2 separate regions of the Homo sapiens genome follow, and region 2 is linked to region 1. The links are chromatin loops, found by intact Hi-C in ENCODE. Cell type or tissue: Caco-2. All regions are shown on one strand. Each heading gives the region's core, and the rest is flanking DNA. Links, peaks and the distances in the headings are about the cores only. Region 1 overlaps EPHA4 (EPH receptor A4). Region 2 overlaps LOC105373897 (a long non-coding RNA gene).

Region 1 (8,000 bases), core at 1-8,000:
CACTCCAAAATGAAATACAACTTTTGTCATGTCACCAGATTGGAATTCATTGACAATACATTAACATGCCAAAAATAATATTACACACAAGAATAATGTAGAAATAAATTACAGGTAGAGCAGTATCCCTAAGGAGATTTTCATTTGTGTCCTATAACAGAAGACTTATAACCCTACTCATACATCTGTTTCATCCCACTACGTTTTAGACTCTTCGTTCAATTCAATAAATTACTCATTTTGCCACACACTCAGCACTCTGTCAGTTTTGCTGGGCAGTATACTTACACAAAAGAGTCTGTATAATTCTAAAGTATAACCCCCCCTTTTTTTTTAGCAAACAAATACAGAGACTTTCATGCAAATGAATCCTTGAAAAAGATAGTCTGGATAACTGTAAGGCTGCCACAACTTTTGTGGAAATGTTTTGGAACTGTCTTCTTCAAAATGTCTGGGACCTTCTTTTTATTGATAATCTCCTCCTCCTCCTTCTTCGTCATCGTCATCTTTGTCTTTCTTCTTCCTTCTTTCTTCTTCTTCTTTTCGATGGAATCTCACTCTATTGCCTAGGCTAGAGTGCAATGGCACCATCATAGCTCATTGCAGCCTCCAACTCTTAGGTTCAAATGATCCTCCGGCCTCAGCCTCCTGAGTAGCTAGGGCTACAGGTGTGCACCACTGCACCTTGCTAAATTTTTAATTTTTTGTAGAGATGAGTGGTCTTATTTTGTGGCCCTGGCTAGTCCTAAACTCCTGGCTTCAAGCACTGTTCACCTCCTTGGCCTCCCAAAGTACTTGCATTACAGATGTGAGCCACTGTGCCAGGCCTGGGGCCTTCTTTTTAAATGTGCTTAGTTCTGAACAATTTTGTCCCTTAAGGTGGATTTAATTTTTGGAAATCAAATAATTCACTGACCAGGCTATTGATAAATGAGATCAGCCATACTGGGTAATATTGGGTTTTACTCAAGAACAATGAGTGATTGCAAAGTAACAGACTATTTTTAGGAGTGACTTTTAAATTGCTTTGAGTGTACTTTCAAGAGAAGTATTTGGAGCACTGAGAACATAAGTGGAAGAAGAATGTGGAAGATCTCCAGCATCCTTGGATTTAGCTGTCAATTACAATGCTACTTCCATGAGAGAAGGCTTTGTTTTTTGGGCCTTGCTTGTTTTTTGCAGGACTCTCAGAGCCTAAAACTGAGCCTGACACACAGTTGTTATTGAAAGGAATGAATGAATGGATTAAATGCAACAGTTCACAAATGCATTCAAAGTCCCACGGCATAGAGATTTCTCTCTCTCTCTTTGTTTTAGCCTTTATGGCATTAATTTAAAATAATTTATGTTAAGGTCGCTATGTATTTACCTGATGAGAACTTGGCTTTGTGCTAAGCACTTTATTTTCAGTATTTCATTGTGTCACCATGACTTGGTGAAATAGTGACTGTCATTATCCTCTTTTCATAGATGAGGAAACTAAAGCCCAGAGAAGCTAAGCAGCTTGCCCAAAGTCACACAGCTAATAGGTGAGGAGTCTGGATTCAACCTGCAAAGTCTGGCCACTGACCAAGCCTTCACCCTTAACTACAAATCTGGGCTGCTTTTCAGCACATCTTTGTTGTCCTGATTTGGTCATATTCTCACATTATGTTTCAATCATTCTAAACTGGGTATATAATAACCCCCTTTGAGAGACAAGGGAATTGACCAAAGTACATTGTTTAGAGGGATTTTCTGAAGAATGACTTCATGGATGAAGCATGGACTTATTATTACCTCCTTATGGCCTCTGTCTCCAAATGTAATCACATTGGGGGTTAGGGCTTAATTATTGGGAATTAATGAGGATTTGGGGAAACATCTTTCAAGAATGCCAGGGTCTAGTGCAGAGCATCGTAAGGCCGGTAATCTGGAGGGCAGCCTTCAGTGAGCAGGTTCGCATTCTAGTACAGGGATTAAAAACCATTTCTCATTTAAAGCCCACATTTCCAAAAGGCTTATAATCTTTAGAGGAATACAATACAAGAGGGTGGGAGACTGTTTCTAATTTTTATTCTGAATAATTATCTGATCTGATCATGGACAAGTTCCTTAGGCTGCCACATTAGTTTCCTCATCTAGAAAATAGCTAACTGGACAAGGTCATCCACAGGGTGCCCGGTAGCTCTTAAGTGTCAAAATGAGTGATAAGATAAAGTGCTCTTTTGCCAAAGATAAGAAGGACTATCTTTGTTGACAGTTATCTAGAAAGGCTTCCAAGAATAGGAACTTGGTAAACTGTAGTTAAATAAAGCTGGTAAAAGAGGAATGAATATCCCTTGAGCCAAGAACAGGAGTTAGCTGCCACACCCTGGGGTTGAAGAGACTGGGTAGGTAGGTGGAGCTGAGTTTTGAAAGATTTTTGAAGAGCAGAGGAAGAGTTTGGTCTCTACCCCTGGCTCGTTCATCAGATATTTCTTGATTGCCATCTATCTTCCAGCCATTGAGAGCCATTGATCATGTAAGATTCTTTCCCTACTGGAGTTGGGAAAGATATTTCATCCAACCAAAGGGAATGTGCCCTTGATATGAAGATTTGTAATGTTTACCAAAAAATCTTTGTTCTACCACTTTAGGCATAGAAGAAGAAGATAAGAAAAGCCTCACAGTAAAGTTGACTTGCAGGTTATATTTAAAGGATGATTGTCTTTATTTGAACAAAAGGAGAAAATAACAAATCCGTTGTTTGAAGAGGAAAAAAAACAGAAAAAAAGAAGTGCCTTTGATTTGGCATAATTGATGCTTTATTGCTTTGTAGATAGGTGGTTTAGGGCATTGGACAAAAGACGATAATGTTTATTTAGATTTGGGATTTGGGACTGTTCTAGAAAGTCAATATATGGTTGTTACTTTTAGTAGCTGTAAGAATGGCATAAGATAACTTAGTGGAAGGTAAGTGCTTTCTGAGCTTTTCTGTCTGATGATGAACCCTAGTGGTTGCAAAAATGAGTTTATACCTTAGAATCATTTGAGGTACTGATTACAAATGTACACTTTTAACATCAATCCTCAAGACTTTAGAGTTTGGAGTCTGTGATCTGAATTTTTCACAAGCTCCTAGGTGGTTCTGATTAATTTAGGTTGAGGAACAGCATTTTGGAAGCCACAGGTAAACTTGTGTATTGCCCACACCACTAAGGCTGACTCTGGATGACACCCAGTTGAAAGTGATTTCCAGGTTCCCTTGCTAAGTAAAAGATCCAAGAGAGAGAATAGTGCTGCTTATTTCTTTTTAACTGGATAAGATTGAAAAGGTCTGTGGATCCAATAGCGATGGAGAACGTGCAGAAGCTGCACCCCGAATTGCCGATGAAGTTAATCCCAGACAGCTAGAAATTAGCCAGTATAGCACATATGCTTAGATTGGATGCTGTGAATATATGCTTTCTGGTCAACAAAAAAGTTAAATCATGTAGATGCTCAAGTGAAGAGCACCTCTGTCGACTGGAAAGAGTTGAGTTATTTACCTTTTTTCCCCCAGAAACTGTTTCTTGAGGTGGAAAAGCAACTGGAAGTACAACTACACAGAACTGAAAGGCTATTGAGTTTGATTATGGGCATAAAATTAAATTTTCAGCTAAATGTGACAGCCCTAGTAGAACAAAGAAGAACCAATCAAAAAGTTATTGACTATTGAGACTTTTAGACAGAGCTAACAAATTGACCATGGGTTCCAGGGATAGTCACAGCCTGGAAGTTGCTTATTCTCTTTCTTCTAAAAGGTAGGGAAGTTCACACAACCACAGCCACTGTAGCCAGGCCAGGGAAGAAGGCCAATTTAGGCATTTACCAGCATGTGCAAGATGCAGTTTTTCATCTGAGGGGGTGAGACCTTTTCTAGGTGCCTGTGTTAGAACTTGGAGCACTTGCAGGTAATGAGAACGCATTCCAATACAAGAAAAACCTATTTAGGGCAGTACTGGATATGGATTAGCCAAGAAGATCCACAGATCAAAATAGAATCCAGGGCAGAAACAGAGCAGAGAAATTTCCCAGAGCCACTTATGGGTAAGTGGAACACCAATGATTTACTAATTACAGGCATGTTTTTGCACAAATTCATTTTTTAGTAAACAAGATATGCTTTATGCTACTTGCAGGCCATTCTTAAATCATTCTTTTGGGAATCCTTATAAAGACATCAGTTAAAAATCTCATCTGTTATCCTTCAAGAGAAGTAGTTGGCATGATTTTTGAAATTGAGTCCCTGCCTACCTAGATTCAACAGATTAAATATGAATTATCAGTGGATAATTACCTAGGGCTGTTCTTATATGTATATTTTATTTCCTTAAGTGTGAAGCACATGGAGTGTCACGCAGATGTGGGAAAAGGTAACTCACAAGGATCTTTTGCCCAGAACTCTTCTGGTAGGGCGCTGCTGGCTCTTCCAGTATGCACCCAAGGTGGCAAAGAGTCTGCCTGTCAATGGTATCCAGAAGTGACAGTGGGGATAGCCCTGGAGAAGGTTGTTTGGATTTTCATAAGGGAGAGATTCTCTCTCTGATCTTTATAATCTGAATCCTACCCTCACAGGCTTTTTTTTTTTTTTTTTTTTTTTTTTTGACACTAGTCACAAAATTAACAGTCAGGATGCTTTTGAAATCAGAACAATTTCCCTGGAGGAGGCACAGCCCCCGGTACCATCATTATTATATATGTTTTGAAACTCCATAGACTGGAACTCGTTCAGCGTGCTGTAATCTGTGTGTTTAGAAGCTGTATTGACTTTAGGAGTCACACAGATGGGTGTAGACCCATGTTTCAACATTTTTCTTTCAGGGACACACCTTTGAAATTCTGCTTGGAACATATCAGCTTCCTCCTCCCTCCGAGTCATCAGCCATCTCAGTGAATAGCGCATCTGCATCCTTTATTGATACATACGGGGGCAGGGGTGAGGGCAGTTACTGCCTCTGCCTCTGTTTTCTCATTCAAATATTAGCAAAGGTCCACAAACAGAAATAGAGAAACCAGATTAAAGAGGACAGATTGTATTTATGGTAGGCTGTAACACATTTTGATCAACAACAACAAAAAAGTTTTTGGAGCTATGGGGCTGCCTGATGGTAGGATACATACTGGGTTTATTATAATGCATGTACATTGTTCAATGTAACTTTCCCATCATTTTTATGCCAAGGCCATATGTATGGCTCAGATGAAATGTAACTGGCAATTTTTCATTGTTGTTGTTCTTTATTTACCTTTCTCTTTTAATCATCTCCCTGTTCCAACTAAACAAATCACCCCCAAAAGCCAGTGATTAAACACAAGTGAGTTCAAAGAGCCAAGGCAAGTCTGCCCAAGAGTGGCCGACTCCCCCTACAGAAGGCCAAGTCTGCCAATTGCAGTCTTCACTCAGAGCCTGGTAGTAAAACTGCTGAGAATAAGGTGGTTTCAGAGGCAAACAGTCACCTGGCCCAGAGGGCTTCTGCAATGGAGCCCCCTCAGAAGGGCTAGGCTATGTGAGAAGTGGTGGGTGTTGGCCGTGTCAAACAGCTCCTTCCAGTAGGCATCCAGGAACTGAGTGGTGTGCACCCCTTAGGAGGCCAAGCCTAAGGCACCAGCTACAGACAAGGTGCCCAGGTGGCAGAATGCAGCCCCTGGCCCGGCCAAGGCTGTGTGGATCTATAACAGACAATTTTGGCATGACTGCATTGACTTTCACTCTGGTCTTCTGGGTTCTAAAATGTTGGTTCCTTAAGTAGGAACTAAAAGTTAATATCTGCCCTTGTGATGACTAGGAATTTGGTTAATTCATGTGCCTGCTTAGCAAATTAAAATGGCCAGTAATCAGAACTAGAATGTTAAATCTCAACTGATCTGAGTTTTTCTCATCTTTTGATAGAATAAATTGAACTATCTGGCTGGGCACAGTGGCTCACACCTGTCATCCCAGCAGTTTGGGAGGCTAAGGCAGTCAGATTACCTGAGTTCAGGAGTTTTAGACCAGTCTGGCCATTATGGTGAAACCCCGTCTCTACTAAAAATACAAAAATTAGCCACGCATGGCAGCACGTGCCTATAATCCCAGCTACTCTGGAGGCTGAGGCAGGAGAATTGCTTGAACCCTGGAGGCAGAGCTTGCAGTGAGCCAAGATCATGCCACTGCACTCCAGCCTGGGCGACAGAGTGAGACCCTGTCTCAAAAAAAAAAAAAAGAATAAATTGAAATATCTGTGTGACAATTGCCTGGTGTTTGAAATTCCCCTTTTCAAACATCCCAGCATATTTGGTTTGTCTCAGTGAGCTCTCCTTTGAAAGAGCACTGGCTACTCCCTTGGTAAAAGAAAGGGGTCAGTGATGGGGCTGCAGGTCCTTGTTCCTGACACGTTTTCCTTGGGAAATTCAGTACAAGGTATTTCGTCTCTCATTCAGTCATCCCTTTGCTCAGCAAATATTTGTCTTTAAAGACTCTCACGTTCTCTGAGAAAAAAATCATGGCCTTCGCACAAAAACAAGAAGATTCTATTTAGATTTGAATAACTAATGTAAACAATAAAAATAAAATAGACATTTACATATTTTATCTATATCTAGATACATAGAAATTAGGCCGAATGTATGTGTGAGACAGATAGATGAGTATAACTGTTTTCATCCTATTTATATTGGCTTTGTTCTTCAAAGAAAAAAAAAGCTTTTTAGATACTACACCAATGAAGAAAAAGGTATCATCTAGAATCAGCCCTGAGATGAAAAAGAAGTGTGCTTATTTATATAGGAAGTAGCTTTGCATACTTTTCCTTTCTGTTATTGTTCAATCTTGAATTAAACTGTCTTTTATTTTTCTACTTCCATTTGTGATTACTATGAAATTTCTGCCTAAGGGCTGCCAGGAATTTTGTAAAAATTAAACAATACAAAATTCTTTGAAAGAGGATTTTGAGTCCCAGGCATGCTGACTTTTTAAGCTCAAAAAGTACGCGTGGCTTTTGCAAGCAGAAGCAAGTCCTAATGCTTTGAAGAATGTAAAATATAATCAGTATTTCAGAGGCATTGAGGTGGTTAATCTATTAATCTATACTAGGGTAATAAACCTACCAGTATAAACATCTGCTAACTAGAATTTGGAGCTCTCACCTTACCTTAGAGAGAAAGTTTAACCTAATTCTGCAGTTTCAATACTAATCATGGGTTAGATTTTTTTCATTGTAGATCTCACTTGTCCTTGCTTTCTTGAGTAGTCTTAGAGCGTATTTGTTTGCTGCAATTAAAGCAGCCGTAGTCTGATTATTTTCTTAACTTGATTGTAACTGGGTACACTTGGCTGATCATGTGACTCTCTAAATTAGCTGTTATAAGTTAATTCCCAAGCCTTTGAGGTGTCAACTCTGTCCTCAGCCACTTAGAGCTAATATTTGAAGGACCTCCAGGGTACTTGGAGGGGGAGGTGGTGGTGCTTCAAGAATCCCATTTGCCCACAGCACAGTGGAGGAGTACGATCTGGGCTGTGTAGGAGGTGCTGATTTTTGGACTGAAAAAGCACTGACCCCCTGCAGACCACGATGTCCTGCTGTGATTCTTCCCTTGTTTGAGGCAGGGCTACAGATACACCCCATGGAGCCAGAGAACAGAATTCCATGTGTCCCCCAAACCCAAATCATATACCCAAAGCCCTCAGCCCTCAGATTTAAGAATTCCTAGCCTAGTAGCTTTTTCGGGTGGTTTCTCTGCTCCCAAGAAGGATGTCCAGGAGGTCCATGGGCCCCCAGTCCCCCTACTTCTTGCAGGGTGCTGCCCTGTGGCAGAGCCACCTCTACCTTCATGCCTGCTGCAGGGATTCACCCATCCTTAAGTCCTCCAGCCCGTTGCTGGTTTGCTCCATTCTAGAATTTGCTTCCTACTGCGCGCAAATGTTTCATGTTAGAGAATGGTAACTGCCATCTCTATAATGGTTAATGCCGAACATGACTGCAGATGAAAGTAACAGTGTGATCACATCCTTTCTCTTC
Region 2 (12,620 bases), core at 2,573-10,572, 68 kb before region 1:
TTCCTACACTCTTTGCTGGTGGGAAGGTAAATTATATAATAATGTTTGAAAACTCTTTGGCACTGTCTACTGCCAAGAGCTGATTATATGCAGATCGTCTGCCCTACCAGTTGTGACACCTAAACAAATGTATGCCTATATTTCCTGAAAGGCATACACTAGAATGTTTTAAACAGCATTATTCATACTGACTCTAACTGAGAACATCCAAATGTCCACCAGTAATAGAGTAGGTGAATAGATTGTGCAATGTTCATACAATGGAATACTGTATAGAAACGACACAGCCACACAAAACAATATAGATGAATCTCAAAAGTGGAGTGCTGAGCAACGGAAGCCAGACACAAAAGAGAAGAGAAACTTCCTGAATCATTGTGCCAGGTAGCTCTTCCAGCCTAAGTAACTTCTGGGTTCTAGTAAATCCTGGCCAGTGGCTCCCTTTTGCTGCCTGATCCTTTCATGATAGCAACACACACGTATGCTTCACGAATGAGGACATTCAAGACTCAAAGAAAGATGAATTCTCCTTCCTAATCTATTATAGCCAAATAAAATAGAAGGAAAGGTAGGCCAGGTGCAGTGGCTCACGTCTATAATCCCAGCACTTTGGGAGGCCCAGGCGGGTGGATCATCTGAGCTCGGGAGTTTGAGACCAGCCTTACCAACATGGGGAACATGCTGGTCTCTACTAAAAATACAAAATTAGTCAGGCTTGTTGGCTGGTGCCTGTAATCCCAGCTACTTGGGAGGCCGAGGCAGGAGAATTGCTGGAAACTGGGAGGCTGAGGTTGCAGTGAGCCAAGATCATGCCACTGCACTCCAGCCTGGGCAACAAGAGTGAAACTTGGTCTCAAAAAAAAAAAAAAAAAAAAAAAAGAAGGAAAGACTCAATGACACATTATCATAAGGAAAGAAAACTTTACAATTAGCATATTTATAAGAGGCAAGTTAATGAGTTTTAGCTCAAGTAAGTTTCCAGTGTCTGTGTGTGGCTGGAAGCTGAGACTTAGCAAGAAAAGGCTGCAATGGATTGATAAGAGATGACTTGGGCAGACGAAAGTGTTGGTCATACAAGTAGAGAAGAAAAGTCTTATTTAAAAAGTTATCTGAGTACACAAAGCCAGAAAAAAACATGCTTATGAAAACAAAGCTTTGGAGCCAGATGGCTCTAGGTTCTAATCAGGGCTGTATAATTTACTATCTGTGCAACCTTGGGCAAATTACTTGGCCTCTCTGATCCTCTATCTGCCAAATAGGGAGAATGATTTTTTTCTATCTTGCAGCAATTTTGTGAGGATAAAATGAGGAATAGACATAGTACTCAGTAAATTTCAGCTGTAATCATTTCTATAGTTACTACTAATTTTATTATTCTTCTTATTATTATCATCTGCATAATTTAGCAGGGATATTGCCATTAAGCTACATGATTCATTGTAATTCTATTCAACATGATATATAAAGTACTTGCATGATCAACAGTACTGAATCTTAGGAAGAGATTTAATGTTTAGAAGATTTATTAGCTGAGGCATCGTTGTTCTTATGGCATTTTAAGTAAGTTATATTCTGGTTGTTCTTATTCATTCACATGAAGCGAGTTCTCCTTAGAGGCCTCCTGTCCTACTACGCAAATATAAAACAAAAAAGCCACTTGGCCTTTGTCTATCAGCTCAGAGAGTCATTTGAGCTCCCTTCTGTATGTAATACAAACCAGTTGAAAAAGAAACTAAGGACAATTATTCAGATAATTCAAGGAGCAAAAAAAACAAACAAAAAAACAAAAAAAAGAAATGAAAAACTTTATTGAATTATATTTTGTATGATGAGGCTCACCATGGAACTGTTCAACTACCAATTTCTTATAGTTTTACCACCTTTCTAGGCCTTCTAATTTTGGTTTTCTTGCTATTACAAAATGATATGTAGTGGTTGCCTAAATAGGCTTCTAAAATACAAAAATCTTGTTTATAGACATGGCTTAATACAGAAACACCTGAAATAATGCTCACAGTCTAAGATCATTAGGACAGAGAACCTTCTAGCTTGCTACACACTGGAATTCCCAATTGCATCTTCAAAGAAAGGTCTATGTTAGTGATTGCAGTCTGGATTTATAGACTGTTTTGGATTCTCACATCTCTATAGTCATTTGCATAGTACAAAAAACATGTTACATAAGAAGTCAGTCAAGCTAAATTATAGGCAGTTCTTTTCAATCAGGCCACTGCGGTTCTGTGTTGCTCAGTTCAGCTCCCTGTCTCCAACTGCTCAAATGTTGCCATGGTGACCGATTTTTGTCATGTACATTCCTAGGTCCCATGCAGCCCCCTCCTTCAGAGCACTTTGCCATCACGACAGCGACCGCTAGCTGTTATTATTTAATCTCCCCTTAGTAATACAGGTCACCTTTAAGGTGAATTCTTGAAACCCGAGTATAAATGATATGTTAGACAAATAAAAAAAAGTATACTAAATAAAATGATAATAGGAATGACCAAAAATTAGACTACTTAGCCTTCCATAAGCAGGAGCTCTATGAACTTACTCCCTTACTATTTTATAACTATATCACTATCCAGTTCATTGGAAGACAGATTTGATTCTTTTAAGACAAATGTAATAATGCGATTTAAAAACCATTGCGCTGAATTTGATCCACCATGCTGTAATCCATCTGATTGTTGAATTTTCCACTGTTATGACAGCTAAAAACAAACTCTCAGTATACTGGAAGAAGGAACTGAGGAATATAAAGACAGTCTAATTTATCCATATGCCTAAAAAGACAATGTCATATGGATAAACTAAATGTCACCTTTTTTTCCTTTTTAAATATTGTAGGCTGAACGTCTTTCAAATAAAAACACAACCTTAAGAAAATCACAAGAAACCAGATCAAAGACATAAATAGAACAAAATATGCACAAGAGATCTCATCCAAGATCAAAGATGTGAATGTAATTGCCATGAATAAGAAGTGCAGAGCTCACCAGAACAGAATGTCTTCGGTGCACAGAGAATTATACCCAAAAAAGAAAAAGAATAAAAGGAGGGGAAAAAAAGTATCTGGGAAATCAAACCCTCCACAGAGCAAGTAAAATGTCTTTATTTTCCCCTTAGCAGTAAGCAAAATTTCTATGCCGTCCCACTGAAATTACCAAATATGGGGCAATGCTTACCACATCCAAAAGAGAGAAGCATATCAGAATGCTGCCATTTTGTGGGCTAAGTACCTTTTTATGTTTTTTTCCTGCCAAAAAACCATCCCCAAATTTTTAATTTTTCAAAATCTTCCTCTATAAATCAACCTGGTACAGAGACAGTTTTCAAGAATGTGAAATGTTGAGGCAGCATTTGAGAGAGCAGCTTTGCTTGTTAAAATGAAGTAATTAATGCTTAAGGGAGAAATAAAAAAAAAAGTAGAGGGAGTTTCTTTTATTAAATATTTATCACTGGAGCCTTGGGTGGATGCCACTCAGAGAAGCAGTCGTTAGAGATGGGACATTGATTGAAGTGAATGTTAAGTAGTGCTTTACACTAAATAACGATTGCTGATTTCTTGGGAAAAAAAGTTCTTGAGATTCTTAGACCCTGTTCTTTCATAGTGCCTTACTGCATGTACTTAATTTTAAGTAATTCAGGCTTTTTAAAATGTACCTCTGCCTCTGACCTTATAGAACTTTCATCACATTCAAGTCAATGAACCTAACTCTCTTCTACCCACTCAACAGTAGCAGGATGCAGGAAGGAGGAGAGGGAGAGTGAGCAGGAAACAGAAACAGAGAGACAACTTGTGAGAACAGGTGCTGATCAGAAATGCAAGCTCATTTCTGCAGAAAGAGGAGGAATAGTAAATTAATACTCTATGATTTCACGTAGCCATCTAGGGGAAGACAAACTTATAACTCAGGTAAAGTTTGATCAGATGTCAACTCTGAAAGTAAATTTTCTGAATTTTGTTTTTGAAGCAAAAAACATTTGGGGAACCTAAACAATGCACTTCCTCGTGGTGTTTAGCCTTAAATATCTACATTAACATACACATACATTTTTACCCTTAGAATACAGGTATTACCATTGCAAATGGGTTTTTTAAAAAAAATACAAATTTGGGGCAATCTATCTCTATGAGGGTAATGTCTCCAACAAATGCACTTACATTCATCTTGAGACTATTTCTTATATTGTAGTATTATTATGGAAAGTGGTATTTTTATATCATTTTAGGTCCTGAGTCTTATCTGACTTTTATCTTGACCCAAGATCTTTACATGTTTAATGAGCTAATTTCCTAGACTCACTTCACCTGAAAGCAAAATTCAGCCTTCACTTGCATGAAACAAAGCACTATTCAAGGACACAGGATTCCTTACCACAGCAATTTCCATTGCAGTGTGAAAGCAAAAGAAAACTATTGCTACATCTTACATATTGCAAGAGACAATATAAGGTGGAAGGAGAATAGAAAATGTTATAAATAAACCCAGGATGTTGTAAGCAAGCCCTGAGTGACACTGGGGCTTGTGCCTCCTTAGCCCTAAGCATTTTGAGACAAACACATTTGTCCAGAGGAAGGAAGCCACCTCCCACTGGCAATATCCTTGTAATATTGATTGGAAAAATAAGCGTGGACTACGGATGAAGTGATTGCACCTCCTTCAGCTTCTAGAGTTTCTAAGGGAAACACTCTTTTCTCTAATCCATCTGTTCATGTTAACATTACAATGAGCAGCCTGCTTTGTATTTTCTGGAAGTTTAGAAATGTCAGTATAAGAAAAAAAAAAAGGACACTTTTCCATAGCCAAAAAAAGACAGTGTTTTACTAACATTGATCAGTAACACCTTTGGACCATTTCCTTGACAAACCAGTAAAATAGGTCTGGTAAAATGGAATTGCGTGCCTGTAAGTGATGCTAACACTGGGGTTCTGTTTCTCAACCCGAGGTGAACCTCCCCTCCACGCCCCACCACAGGACTTGTGACAGTGTCTGAAGACATTTTTGATAGACACAACTGGGTAGGGAGCGCTGCTGGCACCTACTAAGTAGAAATGAGAGACGCTGCTCAACATCCTGCAACACAGAGGACAGAGCCGCTACCTCCAAGAAAGAATTATTGTACCCAAAATGTCAGCGGTGTTGAAGTTGAGAATCCCTTCCATTTTCCCACCACTCACTCTTTCATTTCATGGAAGCAGTTTTTTACAAAGATATGAAGTTTTTGTTTACTTGGTCAGGCGCAGTGGTTCATGTCTGTAATCCTAGCACTTTGTGAGGCTGAAGCAGGAGGACTACTTGAGCCCAGTTCGAGACCAGCCTAGGCAACATGGTGAAACCCCATCTCTACAAAAAATACAAAAATGAGCCAGGCGTGGTGGTGTGTGCCTGTAGTTGCAGTTACTTGGGGGGCTGAGGTGGGAGAATTGCTTGAGCCTGGGAGGTCGAGACTGCACTGGGCCATGATTGTGCCACTGCACTCCAGCCTGAGAGACAGAGAGAGACCCTGTCTAAAAAGAACAAAAAACAGAAAACAATTTGAGTTTTCACAACTTTGCTTAGGTGTCTACTACATATTCATAATCCATTCATAGCAATGATGCTTATGATGCCTCTAATTCATGTGTTAAAAAAATTCAAAGTTTTATAAATATTCAGCTTGATTTTTGGACTCATAATTTAGTGACTGGACCTAAGCCCAAACCTTTTGTTGTGATGAGGTAGTTCTCCACACCGCTTTTCTTCTGCATTCCTATCATGAATTGGGATCTGGTGCCCAGAAAGGGCTTGGCAGCTCTGCAGCCCAGACTCCCACATTTTCCTTTGTGTGAGGACTTTTTGAAAGCCATCCTTACTAGAGATAGCATTTTTACTTTGGTAATTATTTGATTTTCACAGATTATGGCTTTTACAAAAAAAAAAAAGAAGAAGTAATTTCAACCACCTTTGTAGCCTATTTTCTGCTATAACACAAAGGCGGACTGGCGATTTTCTCAGAAAGCTCAAATATCTTTTTTGAACAAGACACTCGCTATGGTAGAAATTTCCAAAAAAGAATGTCCTCTTTTGGAGTCTTTTTGACTCATAGAGTTCTGCTAGTTGAGGTCAGAATGCTGCATGATTAGGAACTGACAGAGAAGGAGGCTGTTGAGTTTTGCCTGTGTGGTTTCATAGGGCATCCCATTAGAAGGCAATATCCTCTTTCAGATGTTTATAGTCCAATGAAAGAAATGCACCAGACAGTATCATGGCCACAGAGTCCATCCTTGGTCCACACACTTTGACAAAATTTATTGTGCAGTAAGTCATGAATAATTTAGTAACATGCAATGTACTAATTGTAAGTTATTTACTTCTAAGAATTCTAATTAAGACAAGTTAAGCACTACTTTTACTTGAAAATTTCTCTTATCTATTGTCAAACTACTCTGGAACTTTAGGCTACGTTTCTTTAATAATATTCTATAATCCAAAGTTGTCATGCAGTCATTCAAAATATGTATTGAGTGTACACTGCCTAATATATATATATTTTTTTCCTCTGCTTACTTCTGGATGTGGCAGTATGATCTATAAAGCAAAAATTCTTGGAAGCCTTTTATTTTTTCTTAAGTCAGTGTTTTCCAAAATATCCTGAGCATAAAGAATTATCTGGATGGCTTATTAAAAGAAAAGGCTCTGTAGCCCAAGACCTCTGTGGGAGGGTCTTAGGAATCCGTATTTTTTTTTTTTTTATTTTACTTAAAGTTCTGGGATACATGTGCTGAACGTGCAGGTTTGTTACATAGGTATACATGTGCCATGGTGGTTTGCTGCATGGGACCCAGAGATTCATGTGGCTTGCTAGGTTGAGAATGCCCAGAAAGAATGCATGTATATAGAAGACTTGAACAGACACTATTATAAACAATTAATGGATTGGGTATCTGTTCTTTGAAAAGTTGTTGGATACATATAGAGCACTTAGAAAAGTGTCTGGCACATAGTAAGCTCTTAATAAGTGTTGGATATTATTGTTTTCCCTTGTCATGCCTCAGTGTAGATTAGGGTTGTCATTTCCCTAAGTCAACCTTCAAAAACCATTAGCTCTTCTCAGTCAATGGCCCAGAGGCCTGTGTTTATTGGGTCCATAACTCCTTTTCTCCTTTTCCTCAGGTGCTTTTCCTAATTCCTTTCTGTTTTTCACTAACTCCCCTATTTTTAGTTGCTTTCTTATCTCTCTGTTAACTGAGTGTTCCTCCTGATACTGAGTTTTCCAAGAGTCTTTTCATTCTTCTAATTCCAAGAGTCTTTTAATTCTTTACCTGCACACAAGGAGTCCTTCCTGGGAATTCCAACATTCCGTTGATAATCATCAAGGTATGCGCCTTGATCCTACCTTCTAAGCCCAATTTTTCTGTAACCTGGAGTGTGAGGTTGACTATTTACAATTAATCCGAGACTTCTAAGGATTTGTCTGGCTTTTACCCTCTATAACTAGTGTTGCTTCAATCCATAAATGTTTAAACATTAGCTTGGAGTGTTTCATTTGAGTAGTTTAAAGCACCTACATGCTGCAAATATCATGGAGCATATGTTGAACTGGGAGTACCTGAATGGCATATTGCATTTTCTATAATTCAGAAGAAAATCCCTGTGCCCATTCACTGGCTTATCTATAACTGCAGCTTATGTTCTCTTTGAGCATAATGTTTGGAACAATCATTAGAAAGGAGCAGGAAAGGCTGTGTATAACCAATCTGCTCTTTTCCACATTACTCATCATTGCAGCTCTTCCGAAGAAAAAAACATTTACTTCATAAATCAGACATGTAAAATCTATGTCATTAAGCTAATGGGAGAAAATAAAGGAGAAGCTATAGCTTTGGCTATCAATTCATGTATATTTAACCTCTACACCTAATAGGAATTCTTATATTGTCAGGCTGCATTTTGCAACTGAAACATCACTTCACATTTTGTTAGGAATTCTTGTATGTATGCAAATGGCTTTATTCACAAAAAGAATATTTTTTCTTCGTAAAAATAATTTAATTCTGAAGCAGGTAAAAGAAAACAATTGCCTTTATCTTATTTACTGATTCTATCTTTTCAGATCTTAATGAAATATATTGGGGACACCTCAGGAAATTCCTAAATGTCCAGAGTAGCTACCATTACTGTGTTAAAAGAGGTTAAACTGCCCAAAGCCATAATTTCAAGTCTTAATTGAATGCTAGCAATTCAACCATGAGCAGGATCCCAGAAGAATGGAGAGGTTCTCTGTGAGCTTCACACAATGGGAATGCGTGGGCAGATGCCATCTGCAGCTCAGGGGTGGGGAAACAAAAAGACATTTGAGGAAGAGGGAATTTCTTACAGATATGATATAATGGGAAAGATCTGAAAGTCATCCATCATGTCTGTGACAATCATCACACCCAACAACAGCCAGAAGCCACGACATGTCACGTACCACCTGCGGCGTGTCAGGCCTTCTGCATCAGCACTTCTGTGCATCCTGCCACCTCCCCTTTGTTGCCCACTCCGCTGCACTGCATGGGGGGCTCGAGAATGCCCCCGCCTGACCCTGCCCCCAACATTTGCTAATGCAGGCTTTATTATCACACACCCCAACAGGCACTTAGTACACATTCATCTGGTGACACGGATTGACAATCGGCGCTGAACCAGGATGCCAGTGCCACCAGATGTTGCTGCATCTCATAAATTGAGTTAGCACAACTACACTGGTCCGAGAGGGTCAGAACAATGCAGCCCGGCAAAGGCGATGGTTACTTGGACGCTCTCATGTGGGCAGCTGCTGAGAGACGCAGAGAATGGGCCAAGCCGTCCATCCACTTCCTTTCAGTTTTCCTTAGAAGCCTCCCTTTTAAGTAATTTTCTCAAAAAAATGGGATACAGATTGGGTTAAGAGCAGAGCAAGAACAAAAATACAAGCTATGTTTTTACATCACTATGCATTAACAACCTGTAACTTATACCCAAGTGTTGTTCCTTTGATTTCAGAGAACCCCATGGCACATATACACACACATACACAGGCACTCACCCATTTAATGTGTGATGGTAGGATGTGTTATAGTTAAATTTGGATTCTATTCTCCTGCTTTAACCTCTGCATACTATTTGTCTCTATCTCATCTTCTCAACAAAATGACAATCTCCAAATGCAGGTACCATGGGCAGTGGTTCCCCTTTGGCCCTAATACAATACTAAACACATACTAGTTGCTTAATGACTGATCAGTATATTTTTGTTTAGTCGATTGGTTCTTATTTTTAAAAATATTTTCAAGGCCATGTAAGAAAACTGAAGACAACTTACAGAGTGAGAAAACCAAGGTTTGGAAATTGCTGGCCTGGACCATACTAAAAATGATCAGGCCAAGCAGTTAGATTTTATCACTCGAATTGAGGATATCAGGAGCCTGAAATTCCTATGCAAGTTCAGAATGATTTTTCAAGTTAATATCCTAAAAATTGTGCCAACATTTCATGATCCAGTCTTGTTTATAACCACAGTATAAAGAAACCATTTGCAGGTGCATCTAGGGGTATTGGTTACTAACGCATAGAAATCTATAAAATCTGCAAATAAAAGACACTTCTCCAGAGCAGTAACTTCATTGAGTGTAAAATAATTGGAACTCTTGCTAAATGAATAAATTGTTGTGTTTAGAAACAACCCTAGAAAAATGCCAGCCATATCCTGAAGCTGGCACTTCAAGATGATCAGGGAAAACCCGTCTTACCTAGGTATAGTGTTAATGTCTACACTGATGTCCTTTGAACTTGTCCATATTAATTACTTTTTACATCTTATTATTATTGTTTTTTCTAGCATTTTATGAATCTTAATCATACACATAAAAAGAGTTAAACTATATTTTGGTCAAGTTATTATATCCGTTCCTGAATATATTCTCTTGTTTGAGTTGTATACGTTGCTACAATTTTAACATCATATTGCATTTAAAACAACATTTATTTGGGACATGGATGCAATAAAAATATTTCATATTTACTATGTATACAAATGGTAGAGAGATGTCATGATGGATATAACAGGTTCTTCCTCTTTTTGATGGAAAGTTTACATTTAGTTTGTATATATAAATTGTGGACCAAAGTGTGGGTGGTGAAAGAGAACAAAAACAAAGTCAAGCATATGATTGTTAGTGATTATTAAGAACAAATTTGGAGTTATTTAAGACACAGTAATTATAGTATATCTGAACCTGGTTCTTAAACTGTAAGTCAAACAAAAAATGTAACCTAAGGACAATAAGAATTTATTGAATGTGTGTTTCCAATAAACAAAGTTTACATGTTAGAATTAAACTATGATTTAAATAACTAGATTAAATGCAGGCAAGAAATTATGTTAAAACAAATTAATTTGTGGGGTTTTGTTGTTGTTCTTGTTTGAGACAGAGTCTCGCTCTGTCACCCAGGCAGGAGTGCAGTGGCGTGATCTTGGCTCACTGTAACCTCCACCTCCTGGGGTCAAGCGATTCTCCTACCTCAGCCTCCTGAGTAGCTGGGATTACAGGTGTGTGCCACCATGTCCGGCTAATTGTTGTATTTTCAGTAGAGATGGGGTTTCACCATGCTAGCAAGGCTGCTCTTGAACTCCTGACCTCGTGATCTACCGGCCTCGGCTTCTCAAAGTGCTGGGATTATAGGCATGAGCCACTGCACCTGGCCTTAATTTGTGTTTTGAATATCTGTTCCTTTTTAATAGGGCACTTAGAAACTGACATTCTAATTTTGAAGAGCCAAGTTTTGTTTGAACTCAGGATAAAAATATACATGGCAATGCAATGTATATATTACATATATAAACACCAAGGGTACACCACAGGGCATGTGATGTATATGATATACCACCTCATCCAAGTGGCCTTGTCTGACACCCTATTCCTGTAACAGAAACCACTCATCTTATTTATTACATTATGTGATTTGTTCATTTGTGTTTTCGTCCCTCTCTCACTAAATTTACCTCTAAGAGGACAGAGACTTTGTCGCTCTGGTCCTTACAACATTGTGTTAAGTGCTTTGGACCTTACAGCATTCCTAGCACATAACACAATGCATGGCACTCAAAAGCTACGTATGAATGTTTGAATATATGTGGAATGCACATGCTCTTTTCTGAAAAGATAAAGATCTGTGATCTTATAATGTCAGTAATAATGTAAAATATTTCATTCAAATTAAATGCTTTTCATGAAATATTTTAGTATGCATTTCACAAATAATCTTTTTCAGTGAATCCTTTTCAATAAGTACTTTTCCATAGAGCAACTGAAAAGGGAACATGAAAGGAGGTTTAGATAAACCACAATAAAGCTTTATCATTAAAATTTCTGAAATCCTCAAGGTATTATTCCATGACTCACAAAATAAAGGCCTATAAAATCAATTAAATGAAACCAAGTTCAGCATATTGTATTCAATACTTAGATTTTCTGAATTTTATATGAAGTTCGTTTGCCAACATGGATGTATTATTTATGCCTGTATTAAATTTGCTTATGGTAACAACTACAATAATGAAAGGGGAGATTTTCTTGATTACAGAGAGTAGCATATATACTGTTTTAAAAGTTTCAGTGAATGTGTGTAATTTTAGAATAAAATAATTTTAAAATATTTTAGAATACTTTAGAATAAATTTATACTTTTTTCTAAAATTACACACATTCACTGAAACTTTTCAAACAGTATATAGCCAGGCATGATGGCCCACATCTGTAATTTCAACACTGTGGGAAGTCAAGGTGGGCAGACCACCTGAGGTCGGGAATTTGAGACCAGCCTGACCAACATGGAGAAACCCCATCTCTACTAAAAACAAAAAATTAGCCTGGCGTGGTAGTGCATGCCTGTAATCCCAGCTACTCAGGAGGCTGAGGCAGGAGAACCGCTTGAACCTGGGAGGTGGAGGTTGCAGTGAGCTGAGATAGTGCCATTGCCCTCCAGCCTGGGCAACAAGAGTGAAACTCCATCTCAAAAACAAACCAAAAAAAAAGCAGGATATATGCTACTCTCTGTGATCAAGAGAGTAGCATATAAAACTTTTAGAATAAAAGTTGCAGTGAATATGTGTAATTTTAGAACACAAATTTTAAAAATAAAATTTTATAATAAAATGTAGAATAAATTAACAATCTGAAATTTTTGTACCTGGTAATTATCTCTGATTCTAGTAAACCCTAAATGCATAGACAGATGGACATGTTGATAAAAATGGAAAGTAAATTCAAAAACGAAAGATTTTAGTTGTTGAAAAGTCTTGCCTCTAAGGGACTCAAGATTATACATCAAACAAACTTTTAAAAGTAGATGATTCCATAGACTTTTAGTGTATTAAAATACACTTTTCATACAAATTGTCTAAGATATTCCCCCTCAGCTGCACTTACTTAAGACTATTACAGTCCTCTGGCTTCGACATCCTAACAACTGACTCAGGCAATTGGCAAACAGCCAGTGTTACACAGTCCCACACCCATGAGTGATGCGTTTTAAAAATTGTGCACTATGTAATTCTGGAATTCTCTTTTTGAGAGAAGACCAAAACAGCGTGATATTTTATTTTCCAGATTT

The links. Hi-C counts contacts between places; a loop is a spot of excess contacts. Peaks named below come from ENCODE experiments on the same cell type or tissue, not always from the same donor. Only the 100,000 strongest peaks of a DNase experiment are listed, where the experiment ranks them.
Region 2: a loop joins it to region 1, with 8 times the contacts of the local background. A loop is called at or near these places in 2 of 110 quality-filtered maps.

The regions. Positions count from the first base shown.
Region 1 is chr2:221,530,333-221,538,332 of GRCh38, reverse strand. The region is part of intron 3 of EPHA4 (EPH receptor A4); the gene reads left to right. It also overlaps the pseudogene TMEM256P2. Among named protein-coding and RNA genes, the nearest start is that of EPHA4, 38 kb to the left of the region's middle. In Caco-2, for the core only: a CTCF peak has its summit at 3,048; DNase peaks (open chromatin) are centred at 2,352 and 4,872.
Region 2 is chr2:221,596,272-221,608,891 of GRCh38, reverse strand. The region is part of intron 1 of LOC105373897 (a long non-coding RNA gene); the gene reads left to right. Among named protein-coding and RNA genes, the nearest start is that of EPHA4, 30 kb to the right of the region's middle. RefSeq lists an enhancer at 8,544-9,047. In Caco-2, for the core only: no CTCF peak of the experiment used is centred there; a DNase peak (open chromatin) is centred at 7,359.